2 separate regions of the Homo sapiens genome follow, and region 1 is linked to region 2. The links are chromatin contacts, found by Hi-C or POLR2A ChIA-PET in ENCODE. All regions are on one chromosome and are shown on one strand. The core of a region is the stretch at or near the end of the contact, and the rest is flanking DNA. Distances in the headings are between cores, read along the strand shown. Region 1 holds the start of EFHD2-AS1 (EFHD2 antisense RNA 1). Region 2 holds the start of TNFRSF1B (TNF receptor superfamily member 1B).

Region 1 (7,305 bases), core at 2,386-4,885, 3.2 Mb after region 2:
AGCACCCTGGTTTTCGGCCCTGCACGCATCTTTTCTCTGCACCTTGGCTGGTTGGAGCAGTTTCAGTAGACAGGTCCTGATTGACCCAACATTTCAGAGAACATGCACAGAGCATAGTCCTCCTTCTAAATCAGGGATTCTCAAATTTCAGTGAGCAGAACTCCCCTGGGTGCTTGTTTACACGTAGATTCCTGGGTCCCACCCCAGAGATCAGTTTCGTCTGTCCAAATTGGAGCCTGAAAATCTGTATTATTAACCTAGGCCCCAGTGGTTCTGATGCTGGAGGTCCAGAGTTGTGCAGTTGTAAGGTGACAGCCCAGACCACAGAGATACTTATCTGAACTCTTTCCCCAGTCCTGTCCAGGAGCCGTTGGGGAGGACATCTCTCCTCTGGGGACCCCATCAAAATGGCGACATCATGATCTCCCTGTCAGTTTCCCTAAAGTACAGTCACAGGCGACAACACTGGCCCAGCAGCTATTGTGCCAAGTCATCCGTGTGATGGTGCGGGGCCTCGGGAGAGAGGACCACCAGCCCCTTCCCCTGTCCCTCACCCGCTGTCTCCAGGGGCCCTTTCAGGGGTGAAACCCAGTCCCATCTCCCTCGCAGCTGCTAGTCTGTCCTCTTCCAAGAGGCCATCGGCGCCCGCCACGGTTCACCCTAAACAGGGGTTTCTGCTCCCCAGGTCCGCCTCGGAACCCCTGCAACCCTCATTGAGAACGCCAGTGTTTAACAGCGAGTCGTTTCCATAGCAACCGACAGGGTGTCACAGACACAGGATTATGACTTCACGGCGTGGGGATTCCGGAGAAGGGGGTGGGGCGGCGCCCCCCCTCGCTTCCCCGCCCCCCGGCAAGCCCCGCTCCTCACCCAAGCCGCGGGGGAGGAGCCCTCTTCTTTCCCGCCCGGCCCCGGCCCCCAGCAGGACCCCTCCCGCTCAGCTGCTACAGTGGGCACGAAGAGGGGCATGGCTTTCGGCCGCGCTCCCCAGCCTCGCGGGGGGCAGACGACGGCGGGCGGGGCGCGCAGAGTACACTCGACCCCCGGCGGCCGGGAGCGATCACGCGCACGCCGCGCGGGCCCGGGGGCGGGGGCGGGGCGCGCGGTCCCCGCCAGGGCCCAAGTCCCACCTTCGGGGGCGGTGCCTGGCCCGGGGAGTGTCAGGAAGAGGAAGAGCGCGGCCGGCGGCGCTGCGCTGAGAGCAGGGGCCCGGCCAAGGCGAGTGCCGCGCGGGCCACCATGGCCACGGACGAGCTGGCCACCAAGCTGAGCCGGCGGCTGCAGATGGAGGGCGAGGGCGGCGGCGAGACCCCGGAGCAGCCCGGGCTGAACGGGGCAGCGGCGGCGGCGGCGGGGGCACCCGACGAGGCGGCCGAGGCGCTGGGCAGCGCGGACTGCGAGCTGAGCGCCAAGCTGCTGCGGCGCGCAGACCTCAACCAGGGCATCGGCGAGCCCCAGTCGCCCAGCCGCCGCGTCTTCAACCCCTACACCGAGTTCAAGGAGTTCTCCAGGAAGCAGATCAAGGACATGGAGAAGATGTTCAAGCAGTAAGTGCCCGCGCGACCCGGCCCCCCGCCCGCCCCGCGACCCGGTCTCGGGCCCCGAACCCCCCGATCCCCGGATCCCGCTCCGCCCCGGGAGCCTGCCGTCAGCCAAGCTTCCCCGAACCCAGACGCACCGGGGTTGGGGACCCGGCGGCCCCTTCCAGATCGAGACCCGGCATCTCACCGCGCACGTTAGTCTGGGGGACCCCCGGCCCCTGGCACGCGGCGGAGACTCGTATTTGTGCTGCCTCCGGTACACCATAGACGCGTCCACAGAGTGGGGGACCCCAGGCTTCCTTCCAGATAATCGCCAGGCCCCGCGAGCCCCACCCCCACCACCACACGTGTGGGTCCCGGGCCCTCCGCGCTGTTAGTGGGGCTTCTCCACCACCCCACACCGCACACACCGAGGCTGAGGACCCAGCGGCCTTCCTTCCCCGATCCCAGCTACTCGCGTTCCCCACCCCCACCCCAACACACGCTGGCCAAAGATACCCACCCCAGTGCCCCTCGACACCACATGCCAACCACATTCCCTCCCTTAAGGTCTTTTCGTTTCCTCTGCGATCTCAGGTCTCCCTCAAGGTGGGTTCTGGGCAGGGATCCCCCCAACTTCCTCTCCAGTTACTTAGCGTCTACCAGCAAACTGGGGGCAAAGACTTGCCCTTTCCATCCCCACCCACTCATTAGCCAGGACCCAAATCCTTCACTCACAAGTGGTCTCCTTAGGAAGGGACCCCTCGGCCCCTGTTGCCCCTCTGGTGTAAACCTCACTCCAGTCGTCCCTGTGGGCCGAGTCCCCTCCGGGTTTGGAAGGCCTCCCTCCCGCTCCTGCCCGCCCCACCCCCGTGCACCCAGCAGCTTGCAGTCACCGCTCCCCTGCTTCTGTCGCAAGGCCCCCCATCTCTCCTCCCCACTCCGTATATCCCCTTCCCTCCCCACAGGGACCCCCCATGTCCCACACCCACCCTGGTCAAAAGGGGCCCCTTCCTATGTGACTTGCCCTGTTACCCCCACCCCTACCCTTTATTCCATCAGATCCACACTGTGTGCCCTCACCAGGGTGGATGGGCACCCCCAGGCGTGTGGGCTCATCCCCCTGTCCCCCCACAAAAACAATCTTAATGTCTCTGTGGAGGGGCTAGGGAGAGAGGGCCCAGCTCCCTCCGGCCCATCCCTGGGTCCCACTCTGTTGGGTCTAAGATGCACAGCCACTCTCTCCCAGCCATGTGTGTGCCCAGGGGATGGGGAAGGTGCCAGTGCCCCTCCCTTTGGTAGCTTTCCCCACCTCCTGTTCCCTGTCCCCCTGCCCCTGGCTCCTGGAGAGGGAACAGCCTCGTTCCACGATCTGGGTGCTGGTCTGGAGTGGTTCTGGAAGGGGATAGAACTGGCCTGAGGCTGAGTCTTGGGGGTGAGCCAGGAGGTCTAGCCCCACCTGGCACAGGCAGCCCAGGGCTGAGGGAGGGATGCGGCAAGGCCGGCTCCCGCTTGGCTGGGCAGGAGGTGGGGGCAGACCAGGGGTGTCAGCCTCAGCCACATGCAGCTGTCAGTGCCCCAACATCAAGCCGGAAGCCCAGGAAGGGGCGTTTTGCAACTGCACTGTTTGAGAAAGGCTCTGACCCTACTCACCACAGCTTGCAGCAGCTTCTGCATTTGGCCCCAAGGCAGGGGGAAGGATTTCTGGTTCCCAGTTGCGGGTGGCTGAGGAGTCCCATACTTTCCCAAGGTCCTTCTGGGGGAAAATCAAGTCCTTGACCCCCGGCCCCTCTGAACCTCTTTGAGAAAGTCCCAGGGCCCAGAACCTCTTCAAGAAAGTCCCAGGGCGCCCACGTCCTTGGCTCCACGGTGTTTGGTTGGAGTTCTTCTAAAGTTTCTTCCCAGCAGAAGACTGGCGAGATTGGGAGAGCAGGATTTCCAGGATTCCTGGAAGAGTAACGTGAATGCTCCTGGGTGGGCAGACGCAGGGGTGGGTATGGATCACTGTCTGTCACTGCCCCCATCGGGCAGTGCAGAGCTGATTCAGACACCACGGAGATCCCTGTGCTGATAGTGCTGAGGCGCTCACCAGGTCCCTCAAACAGCCCTGTGACACAGAGCTCTTCGTCACCTTTGTGCAGACAAAGGGTGTTAAATAACTCGCCAAGACCACACAGCTAGAAAATGATAGAGCCAGGACTGAAACCCAGGTCTGTGACTCCAAATCCCGGGCTCTTCCCCTTCCGGGTTTCCCATCACAGACATCTACTTTCATGTTGGAAAACCTTCTCCAACACCCGCTTCCGTGTTCGTGGCGGATTGTCCATTCATGTCCCCAACCCCAGCCCCCGTCTCTCCTTTCCCCCAGAGCCTGCCTTCTCCTGGGCTTCCACAGCTTCCCTGCCACTGGCCACCAAAACAAAGATGGAGCTGTTCTGGGAGAACCCAGACACTTCAAATGAGCGGGACTTGGGAGGCTGCAGTGTGGTTGGAAGTGGCATGCAGCTGAGGGAACAGTCTGGAAGCTTCATTTGCGCAGCAAACTCACTTTTTTTTACATAGGCTGTTTCTGGTCTAGTTTGATGAGAGGTACTCTGAGGGCGACTGAGGGGAGCTGGACCCCTCCAAGCTACCCCTTGGCACCTGCACTTCTTGCCAGGGTTCTAGGAGGGCTGATGGGGCAGGCAGGGGCCAGGAAGCTGGACCTCTAGGGAAGCAAGTGCTGCCTGCCAGGGCCCGGGTGAGGGTGGAAAGCTGCAGATTGTGTATTCAAGGAAACAACGCTTCACTGTGCCAACCGAGCCCAACCCCGCCGCCAACAGACGGGCTCTCGTGGAAGACAAACCCCCGTTCTGCTTCCGCTGTCCGAGTGGGGCTGCAGCCTCCTGGGTCCAAGCAGGGTCCTAGGATCAAAGCCAGGGCATCAGAGCCAGGGCTCTGGGGAGAGCAGAGGGCAGAGAGGAGGGGAGCCTGCCCTCCTGGGAAGCCAGTCACTAGAGCAGGAGGCAGGAGACCATGAGGTCAGCAGGAGAATGGGAGCCAGCCTTTCCTTGGGGGCCAGGAGCGAGGAACCTGGGCTTCCATCCTAGTCTGCTTGTCCTCCCTGGGCCTCAGTCTACCCACCTGTAAAAGGGGCAGGCTATCCCTCATGACCCCCAAAGGTCCTTCAGCCCTGACCTGCGTATGTCTGAGGGGTCCTGAGCCCTTCTGGATATTGGAACTGCCTTCCAGGGCCTTCTGGTCCACCCCTCCGTGTTGATTCAGCAGGTACTTCCTGAGGCTGGAGATCGAGGGGGAAGAGAGGGGATGGGGGAAGATAGACAGACTGTCAGCCATCACTGGTCTCACACCTAGAGTCATTCAGGTTCCTCCTGAGAGAGACCTGAAGGGTTGACTCCAACCCCTCTCCCCATTTGACAGAAGAGGGAACCAAGACCCAGAAAGATGTGGCGGTGACTTGCTCGGGGTTACGGAGAGGTTCTCAGTGAGGCTGAAACCTTGTATGATGAGGAGAGTGGTCCCGGTGTCTCAGGGTGGGGCTCCGAGGACATGACACACTTAGAGTTCTGGGCCAGTGCCAGGCACAAGGAGGCTCTGCGTCTCCCTGGCCCTCGCAGCCAGGACTCTCCATCCCCGTCTCCGTGCGGCCTCAGGCTACGTCCAGCATCTCTGATCCCCCAGCTGCTCCCTCCCTCTCTTTGCTCCTCCAGGGCTGGCTCTGGAACCCTCCTGTCAGAGAGGCAAAGAGAATGGCCCTGGAGAGCCTCGGGAGTGCCCACCCCTGGGCTGACAACAGCCTAGCGGGGGCTCTGGAGGGTTTTGTAAGTTGAGACCTGCTGGAAAGGTAGGCAGCCGTGTAATTCTGAACCTGCCGTGGAATCTGAGGACGATGCCCTAGATCCCTGTCTCCCGCCTAGCACAGCCTTGCAGGCCCTGTCCCCACTGTCATCCCCAGCCACTTCATCTCAGGACACCTTACGTCAGAGAGGCAGGCTTTCCTTTCCTTCTGGCCAGCTCTTCCCTGCACAAGCTCTGGAAGCCTCCCGCCCTCTTCTCCACACCTCCACCTCCAGGGGACACACCTCTCCCAGGAGCCCTTCCTGGACGCAGTCAGCAGGGCCTCTGGAGTCTGCAGCCCTGGGTTTGAATACAGCTGTGGGCTGTGGAGCCCTTCTGAGCTTCTGTTCCTCACGCTGGAACAGCGGGGACAGGGGGACCCACGTTACAGGGTTGTTGTATGGCGCTTAGCCCAGTGCTTGGCACAGAGCAAGTCGTTACTAAATGACTGTCACCGCCATCCCCAGCTCAGCATACACCCTCTCCTGGGCCCCTCATAGGGCCCTGGCAGTGGTCATTGCGGCTGGCTCAGAGGCAGCTCCACAGTGCCCACTGGCTGCCTCCACTTAACCACCAGCGGAGCTTCCAGGTCTGCCAGGTTGTCGACAACCCTTTGCTTTGGGCCCTAGTGACAGGACGCAGGGTTAGAGCCCTCCTTCTCTCCTGCTGAACAGCCACTCTGATTGACAGCTACATATGGCTTTGATAAATAACAAAAAGGGAGAAATGAATTCATTATCACCTAGTTTCAGGGAAGGCAGGTGGCACAAAAAAGGGGAGAGCAAACAACAGCTCTGGAGGGTGCACAATGGGGATTCCCGTCTGCCACCACCCAGCTGGGTTGCTCCAGGCAAGGGACTCAGCATCTCTGAGCCTCAGTTTCCCCTGGGGCTCAAGAACCTACCTGGTAAAGTTCTGAGGATTAGGTATAAAAACACCCTGAGTCTTTGTGACGAGCCCATCATGGTGTCTGGGCTGTTTGCATGATAGATGATGTTTTTGAAAAATACAAGGTTCTCGTATGTGATCATTCTTCCAACAGATATTAAGTTTTTGCGCTACAAGATCCAGAGAATTAAATGAATCAAGTTCCTGCCCTCAAGAGGCTTATAGCCTTATATAGAACAAACATGTATAGAGGTTTGGGGATAGAGAGGATTGCACCCACAAGGCTAGCAATGGAAGGTTTTTTTCTTTATTTCTGCCATGATTACCGAAAGCTCTCATGAATGACACCATGCTGATGTTCTCTTTGTAGCCAGCCCCCTGCCTCTGTGCCCCCTCCTTGTTAAACAGAGCCACTAGTTCTAGCCATTCCTGGAGGAGCCTATGCATATTATTTAGAGAACTGAATTGAATTCTCACACCAGCACAATGAGATTGATACTGTCTTTGTTTTCCTTTTTTTTTTTTTTTTGAGATGGAGTCTCGCTCTGCCACCAAGGCTGAAGTACAGTGGCATGATCTTGGCTCACTGCAGCCTTCGTCTCCTGGGTTCAAGTGATTCTCCTGCTTCAGCCTCCCAAGTAGCTGGGACTACAAGCACACACCACCATGCCTGGCTAATTTTTGTATTTTTGAGTAGAGACGGGATTTCACCATGTTGGCCAGGCTGGTCTCGAACTTCTGACCTCAAGTGATCTGCCCGCCTCAGCCTCCCAAAGTGCTGGGATTACAGACGAGAGCCACCGCTCCCAGCCTGATACTATCATTTTTATCCCCATTTGACAGATGAGAAGACTGAGGCTCAAGGCGATTGTCACTTGTCTAAGATTATATTAAGTGGCAGTGACAGGATTAGAACCAGATCCTCCTGCAAGGAGCCCCTGGAGGCCAAGTGAAGCCGTGTTTGTGGCTGGGGCTTGGGGGAGCCTCCGAGAGCCTTAGAGAGGTGGAGAGGTGGGGTCCTTCACCTGCAGCTTAGGGTCAGTGGGTGGGGAGAATGCCC
Region 2 (7,702 bases), core at 805-3,304:
AGAGAATGAGCTGGAAACTGTCCCCAAAGTCCCCAGTGCCAGATGGGTGACAACTTTGGCTGCCATGGAACACTGTGCCCTTTCCTTCCCAAACCCTCACCCCTGGGCCTGACCCTGGAGTCAAGAACTGCACTTGGCAGAGTTCAGAGAGAAGTCGCCTGCTCTCAAGCCTGGGTCGGCCTGGAGAAGGGGAGAAGCCCCATGTTGCATAGAGATTAAGCTTGAATTCGTTCCCAGGATGGGACCTAAGCCTGGGAGGATCCCCACCTTCAGGAGGTGATGGTGCCATTCACTGGGATAGGGAAACTGGCAGGAGGAGCCGGTTGTTGAGGGTTGGGGGTGCAGACAGTCTGTTGGTCCCATTGGTCTTGAGGTGTGTGGGGGACAACTAGAGAGAACTATTGTCCCCTGCTTCCACGAGGTGACATCTCCCTCCTGCCTTCAGCTCTATTTTAGGGATCAAGGAGTCCTTGGAGCTGCTCCTAGGCATTCTCATAAGGGCCAGAAGAGCTCTGCATGTCTGTCCAGCGGCTCTGCAGAGTTAAGGCTGTGGGTCATACCAGCCACACCCTCAGCGTGGTCCATGTCACAGAAACATGTGGAAACCAGGTGATTTCCCAGCCTCCTGGTCAGGAGGTGGGGTTTTCCATCCCCAGGGAGTCACTTCCCAGTTTCTCACTCAGCACTCAGCACCTAGAAGCACCATCCTTGCAGGCTCCACTGTGGGGCTGGTGGCCGGGAGCAAGGGTCTCTGTACCTCTTCAGGCAGCCTGCAGTGAGGAAACAGGGAACAGAATAGCCTCCTGCCACCCAGCCCACCCCAACCCTTAGAAATGCCCTATGTGCTGGGGGCTAGGACCCCCGTAATCCAGGGCTGGAGGAATGTGCTCTGGCCCCGCAGGGCTGGCCCTGTATTAGGGCTGGCACTCAAAGTGGGGATGGGGGGACAGATTGCAGCTGGAATGGGTGCTCGGTCATGATGTAAATCCTGGGGAAGCCAGCTCTCCTGGGCCTGGTCTCAGCAGCCCCTCAGGGCCCTGCAGCTTCCCTGGTGACATTCTCTCCCAGCCTCTGTTCATCTGCCCCCTGCCTGGGCAGGAGACTTGAGCAGGGAAGTGCAGAGTCTTCTCCCTGTGAGAAGGCTGGATGCGTGTTTAAGGATAAATGAACACGCGAAGAGTAGTAACAACAGCCAAGATTTATAAATGCCTATTGTTATATATGTAGATACTTACTTAAGTATATATAAAGTACAGACTGCATTATGTATATTACATATCTTTAAATTTTTAGAATAGTCCTATGAGGTCAGTTCAGAGATCCAGACCCAGGTGGTCTGGCTCTAGAGTCTAAACAGGCCGAGTGCAGTGGCTCACACCTATAATCCCAGCACCTTGGGAGGCCAGAGGCGGGAAGATCACTTGAGGGTGGGAAGAACACGTGAGCTCAGGAGTTCGAGACCAGCCTGGACAACATGGCGAAACCCCATCTCTATAAAGAAATCAGCCTAGCATGGTGGCCCGAGCCTGTAGTCCCAGCTACTCGGGAGGCTGAGGTGGGAGGATCGCTTGAGCGCAGGAGTTGGAGGCTGCAGTGAGCTATGGGTGAAAGAGTGAGACCTTGTCTCAAAAAAAATTAAAAAATAAGAATTAAATATATTTAAAATAGAGTCTAAATAAGTGAATGATCTAGAATTCTCTTGGTTCCCCTAAAGCAGCTGTCAGCTTTGGGGGATGTTTTTCCAAATTAGTGCCTCACCCTCACGGGACAGGGAAGCCTGTGGGAGCTGGGAGGGCAGGTGGAGGCCGGGCAGGTGGAGGCCGGGCAGGTGGAGATGGTGATTCGAAGAGGAGGGGACGATAGGAGGAGGTTGAGGGGTCACCCGAGTGCTGGGAGTGACGCTGGAGGTATCGGCCCAGCGATGCTGGAGTGGTCGGGTCGGAGGCCCAGCAGCGTCTGGGGAGGGGCGTGGGGGAGGCGTGTCCAAGGCCGGCTGGCCCCGCCCCGCCCCGCCGCCTGGCCTCTGGCCCGCTGGGGCGCGGGCTTTCGCTTTCAGTCGAGGGCTAGCGAGCGCAGCGGAGCCTGGAGAGAAGGCGCTGGGCTGCGAGGGCGCGAGGGCGCGAGGGCAGGGGGCAACCGGACCCCGCCCGCACCCATGGCGCCCGTCGCCGTCTGGGCCGCGCTGGCCGTCGGACTGGAGCTCTGGGCTGCGGCGCACGCCTTGCCCGCCCAGGTGGGTGACTCGCGCGGCCCACGGGGGACAGCCGCCCCGCATGTCCACCCGGCTGGTGCGCAGCCTTCGGGTGCCCGGGCCGCGCTCTCCCGGGGCGCTGTCACGGGCTGGGAGGCTGGGAGTCCCAGTCGCCGCCCCCCATCCGCATCAGACACGCGCGCCTCTGGGGACCCGCTGGGGACTCCGGGCCCGGCACACGTGCGCTCGGGGCACAACTCTGGCCCCCGAAGCCCCTCTTACCCGCGTCGTGACAGGGGCGCACCCTGGTTCCTCCGCGAGCGCAGGCCGGGGCATTTGGGGCTGAGCAGCGGGTCCTGGGCAGACCCCCGCTAGACCCGGGACCCCTCTTCCCTCACCCCGGCGACTGCCGCGACAGCCCTTCCCTCCCACGCGGTGGAGAAGGGGCTGTGCCGGGGCGCTGCCCCACTGCCCACGCCGGGCACCCTCTTCAAAAGACTTCCTTTTCCTCTGGGCGACGGTTTTCCGATTTCTTAGAAATACCAGGGTCCTGTGTCTGAAGAGCAGGACCAGGTGTGTGTCAGGTCCACTGAGGGCACAGCTGGAGGGCGAGCTGCCTGTCTGCTTCCTCCGATGCGTCCGGGGGCTACTGCAGAGTCTGTTTTCTGCGGCCTCTGGGGACAGGGCAAGCGAGGGAGGTCTGGGCTGGTAATCGAGCAAGGCAAATGAAGTCTCCGGGGGCCGCAGGAAAATGGAGACAGCAGAAACCCTAGGGCTCCTATTCAATATGAACGTCACTCCCACAGTAGCAACGGGCGTACAAGGGACTGTGCACCCTTTGCCTGTTTTTGACTGTCTCCTGGTCTGGTAACATAGGATAACCCCATTTTTGTTTTACTGTCTCCATGGTTTGGTAAGATAAGATAAACCATTTTTTAGAGAAGGAAAACTGAGGCTCAGAGAACTTGTATTTCATGGAAGGGTCTGGGGGGAACTCTTCCTCCAAAGGGGGCCTCTCCTGCCTTCGGCCCCTGTGCCCTGAGGCTGCGGGGAAGGTGGGCGTTCATCCTTCCTCAGAGCCGCCCCTGATGGACACATGGCCCATCTGCCCCCATCTGACATCTTGACCGAGGAGGAAGGTGGGAGGTGGCACTGGCTTCTGTGGTGACATAAGGTGACTTGTTGATCTGAGGCCAGAGAGTCCAGTTCTTGTGGGTGGAAGATGGGGGCTGTCAGACTAGAATTGACTCACCGACAGTGGGTGTCAGGAGTGGGTCCTGGAGAACTGCCCCAGAGTAAGTCCTGGGTGGCCTTTGGGTCAGGAGAGTCCCCACTCTAGGGCCGAGTGTGAATGGGGACGACCGTGGTCCCCAGCTTGACTTTGGGGTCATGCCATATACTCTGGCCTCAGAGGGGGTCTTCCTGCCGCTGAGCTTGGGCCTGCCTGGGTGAACTCTGGGGTCATGTGAGCCCCTGGATGGGAGAGGGGTGTCAGGCACAGGGCTCAGCAGGACACCAGGCTGCAGTCCTGGAGTAGCTGGAGGAGGTTCCCTCCCACTTCCTTCCCTTCCTGACCAGCTCCTGCGGCAGCTCATATTCCCTCCTCCCTCATCCCTGCTCCCCACGACCCCACCCGGACTATTGCCGCAGCCTTGTAGCTGGTCTCCCGGCCCTGCCCCCTCTCCCGCTGATCCTTGGCAGAGAGACCCTTCTCAAGCATGAGGCACCTCTCTGTTTGCCTGGGGAGCCTCCTGTGGCTCCCAATGGTTGAGGCAGAAACTCCCCTGGAGATCCCAGGCCAGAGTAAGGTACCTGAACTCTTCCTCGCGCCTCCCTGCACATGTGCTCCCCCGCCTCTGTAGAACTGATGATGGTCATCGTGTGTGTCATTGTGCAAAAAGCATTGTCCGTGCCATCCCCTCTCCAAGGGACACTTCTTACCCCTATCCTTCAAGGCCTTCTGCAAATGCCATTCTCTCCAGGAAAGCCTTTCCGCATTCTCAGTTGGATTTGATCTTCTCTTCGAACTCCCAGGCCCTTTTGTTCCCTTTGAGGACAGATTGCATTCTGCTTTTTAATCTAGCTGTGTTTTATCCCCCTCAGTGGATGGAAGGTGTCTTCAGGGCCAGAACTGTGGGTTCCTCTTCCTTCTCATCAGTAGCATCGCCATAGCTCCTGATTTCTGAACACCCACTAAACACCAGGCACTGGGCTAGGTACTTTGTCACAAAATTTCACTGAAACCTCCCTTACAGCAACTCCCAAGAGGTGGGTGGTGCCGTTTGTCTTTAGAGATGTGGAAACTGAGGCGTTTCCCAGGATCACAGAGCTGGGGGCCGGGGAGCTGGGGGTGGGATTTGAATGCAGGTCTGCCTGATTCCCAAGCTCCTTTCACTGCACCCTCCCCGTGCCCGTATCTGCACTCATGCTCCCAGCCAGGCCCTCACACACAGTGGGTTCTCAGGATGGAAGTCAACTGAGCTGCAGAAGAAGCCCCCAGGAGACCTGAGCTAGCCATGGACGCAGCCGACTCACTGCCAGCAGGGCTTTTGCCCCGTTTAAAAGTCTTATTTGCCAGCTGGTATGGAAAACATCATTCATTCATTTAGCCATTTATTCATTTGACAAAGAAATGCCAGTAAACCTGGCAGTAGGTGAGTGCTTGGTGCCCTCTGATGGGGATGAGCAGGGTCTGGGCTGTCTGGGGAGGAGGATGAGGGGTCTCTGCCTGATGGGCCTGGCCCACCTACCCCTGGAAGTCTTGGTGCTGAGGTGCCACTATTTGCCTCCTCATCACCCAGGGCCTGGGGCCAGTTTGGGTTAGGGGAGAGGTTGGGGGCTCCCAGGCTGGATGTCAAAGAGGAGTTGGGTGATCTGGGGTACCTGCTGGCCCTGGGGGCTCTTCCCTCCTTCCACCACGTCTCTGTCTCTTTGCCCTCTGTCTGAAATCCCAGTGGGGACCCTGTGTGTTGACTGAGGGTGTGGTCTGTTGGTCAGGCACGTCTTCAGAGGGCAATGGGTAGGTGGCCAGGCACCCTGAGGCAGGGCCATTCATTCATTCATTCATTCCCCAAAGTTCATGGACACACCTAGTCCAAGCCCAGCCCAGTGCCTGGCTCTGGGGACCTCAAGATGACTCCAGCTCCAATCCTCTAGGAGCTACACTACCAATAGGTCACAGACCTCACAGACCTGGGCTCTGTCCCAACTGCCCTTATGAGCTTAGCTGAGCTAGTAAGCCTATGTTCTCATCTGTGGTTGTGGAAAGTATTCCCTGCCTGGCCTTTGTCACAGAGCCATGGGTGTGAAAGGCTGAGAACCTGCCGGGCATTCTTACGTCAGAGGTGACCCTGCCATCCTGGCACCTGGCACAGTGGCTCCCCGTAGCACTGTCCCTCCCCACGGCTGGGTGACGCTTTATGGTCCTTACTATGCAATGTTTTCTGGAGGAGTAGCAGGGACGGTTGTGCGTGGGAAGGGGAAGAGTTTTGCCGGAGCCATGGCATGTATGTTACACCCGACTCTACACCAACTCACTTCTTACTTTTTTTCTGAGATGGAGTCTTGCTCTGTTGCTCAGGCTGGAGTGCAGTGGCGACATCTCTGCTCACTGCAGTCTCCATCTGCCTCTTGGGTTCAAACGATTCTCCTGCCTCAGCCTCCAGAGTAGCTGGGACTACAGGCATGCACCACCATGCCCAACTAATTTTTTTTTTTTTTGTATTTTTAGTAGAGTCGGGGTTTCACCATATTGCCCAGGATGGTCTTGGACCCCTGACCTCAAGTGATCCTCCCGCCTCAGCCTCCCAAAGTGCTGGGATTACAAGCATGTGCCACTGTGCCTGGCCCGTTCTCACTTCTTCTTCTTTTTTTCTATTTAATTTTTTTTTATTGAGATAGAGTCTTACTCTGTCACCCAGGCTGGAGTGCAGTGGCCCAATCTCTGCTCACTGCAACCTCCACCTCCTGGGTTCAAGCAATTTTCCCACCTCAGCCTCCCAAGTAGCTGGGATTACAGGTGTGTGCCACCATGCCCGGCTAATTTTTCCTTTTTTTTTTTTTTTTTAGTAGAGACCGGGTTTTGCCATGTTGGCCAGGCTGGTCTCGAACTCCTGAACTCAAGTGATCCACCTGCCTCGGCCTCCCGAAGTGCTGGGATTATAGGCGTGAGCCACCCCACCCAGCCCCATTCTCACTTTTAAGCCATGCTTTTCTGTCCTCAGATGTGCTGCACACACACCTGCTCCAGGGCCTTTGCACTTGCTTTCCCCATCACCTCCAATACTCCTCCTGCTGACGTCTCTTGGTCTCCTTCCCTCGCTTCCTTCTGCTGAAGTAGACAATCCTGCCTGTAGGTGCTCCCTGCCAGGCACTCTCACTCCCTGACCTGCTTTGTATTCCTGTATAATGCTCTTGACCTATTCTATTTATTTCACTTTTATTATGTCTTCCCACAAGATTGTAAGTACCGTGAGGACAGGGACTCATTCACCACTGTAGACTCTAGCCTAGAAGAGGGTTTTTCAGTCAGTGCCTCTGACTTTAATTCTTTGTTGTGGGGCTGTCCCGTGAGCTGTAGGATGTTTAGCGACATCCCTGGCCTCTACTTATTGGATGGCAGTAGCGCCACCCTCCCTCGTGACAAAAATATCTCCAGATATTGCTAAGTGTCCTTTGGGGTTGGGGGATTGCCCCTGATTGAGAACCACTGGCCTAGGACAGTGCCTGGCACATAGTAAGTGTTCAAAAAATATTCATCTGACCTTGACCTTGATAATGGCCCTGTTTTACAGATGAGACGGGGGTTTGAAAAGTCAGTGGTGGCAGGGTGGGGTTCTGTTTGCCTCCATCTCTTGGGGTATTTTTCTGGGCTCCTCTTCCCATTGAGTGGTGTCTGCTGAGGTTAGGGGTCCTCTCCCCAAATTGCTCACCCCCTCGACATCCCTCGTGTAGTGAGGGATGGGGCCACTCACTGACGGTGACTCAGGGCCCCAGAATGCATGTGATTTACCCAGAAGCGGGCAAGGAGGGAAGCTGGGGTTTGGGGTGCCGGGGATGAACAGGAACAAAGGAGAGGCGCTGTGGCTCCCCGTTCTGGACCCTCGTCTGGCCACAGGGAAGCAGCACTGATGACTCTGGGGAAAGGCCCCGGCCTCTGAATCAGATAAACCTCAAGTCGCTGCTCTGCTGTTTTACTGGCTGTGTGACCTGGGCAAGTCTTTCTATCCCTCGGAGCCTCTGTGTTCTTATCTGTAAAATGGGAGTAATCCTAGCCTCACGGGCTGGCTGTCAGGATTAAAAGTGCTTTCTAATCCTGGCATTGGCAGCTATTTGAGCCATTGGTGGCTTTGCAGGTCTGACCCGACTCTCTGGGCCATGGGGTGGTGCTCGGGCCTAGGTGGGGACCCCTGTGGAGTCAGACTGTCTGCTCTGAGCCCCAGGGCCCTGAAGCTTGGGTGGCAGCCCTGCAGTTGCCCAGAGTTCCTGTCTAAGTGGCTTTGTTGCCCATCA

What was found. A loop is a pair of places that touch in the nucleus more often than their neighbours do. ChIA-PET counts read pairs that join two places held with the same protein, here RNA polymerase II (POLR2A). Pooled maps may share reads with other maps.
Region 1: a loop to region 2 is called in a pooled map, with 3 times the contacts of the local background. The contact joins the promoter of EFHD2-AS1 here to the promoter of TNFRSF1B in region 2. A Hi-C loop is called at or near these places in 1 of 37 single-sample maps with no recorded cell type and 5 of 50 pooled maps. POLR2A ChIA-PET finds 5 or more read pairs at or near these places in 1 of 52 experiments (activated naive CD8-positive, alpha-beta T cell).

The regions. Positions count from the first base shown.
Region 1 is chr1:15,408,733-15,416,037 of GRCh38, forward strand. EFHD2-AS1 (EFHD2 antisense RNA 1) reads right to left here and starts at 3,636. Exons shown (of 4, transcript NR_183705.1): 1 at 3,174-3,636. It overlaps EFHD2 (EF-hand domain family member D2), which reads left to right and starts at 1,156. Exons shown (of 4, transcript NM_024329.6): 1 at 1,156-1,547. The coding sequence starts at 1,240. RefSeq lists silencers at 804-1,403, 3,018-3,067 and an enhancer at 916-1,778.
Region 2 is chr1:12,164,937-12,172,638 of GRCh38, forward strand. TNFRSF1B (TNF receptor superfamily member 1B) reads left to right here and starts at 2,055. Exons shown (of 10, transcript NM_001066.3): 1 at 2,055-2,233. The coding sequence starts at 2,156. It overlaps MIR7846 (microRNA 7846), which reads left to right and starts at 2,007; the gene lies at 2,007-2,102. RefSeq lists silencers at 1,891-2,200, 2,211-2,440 and an enhancer at 2,481-3,122.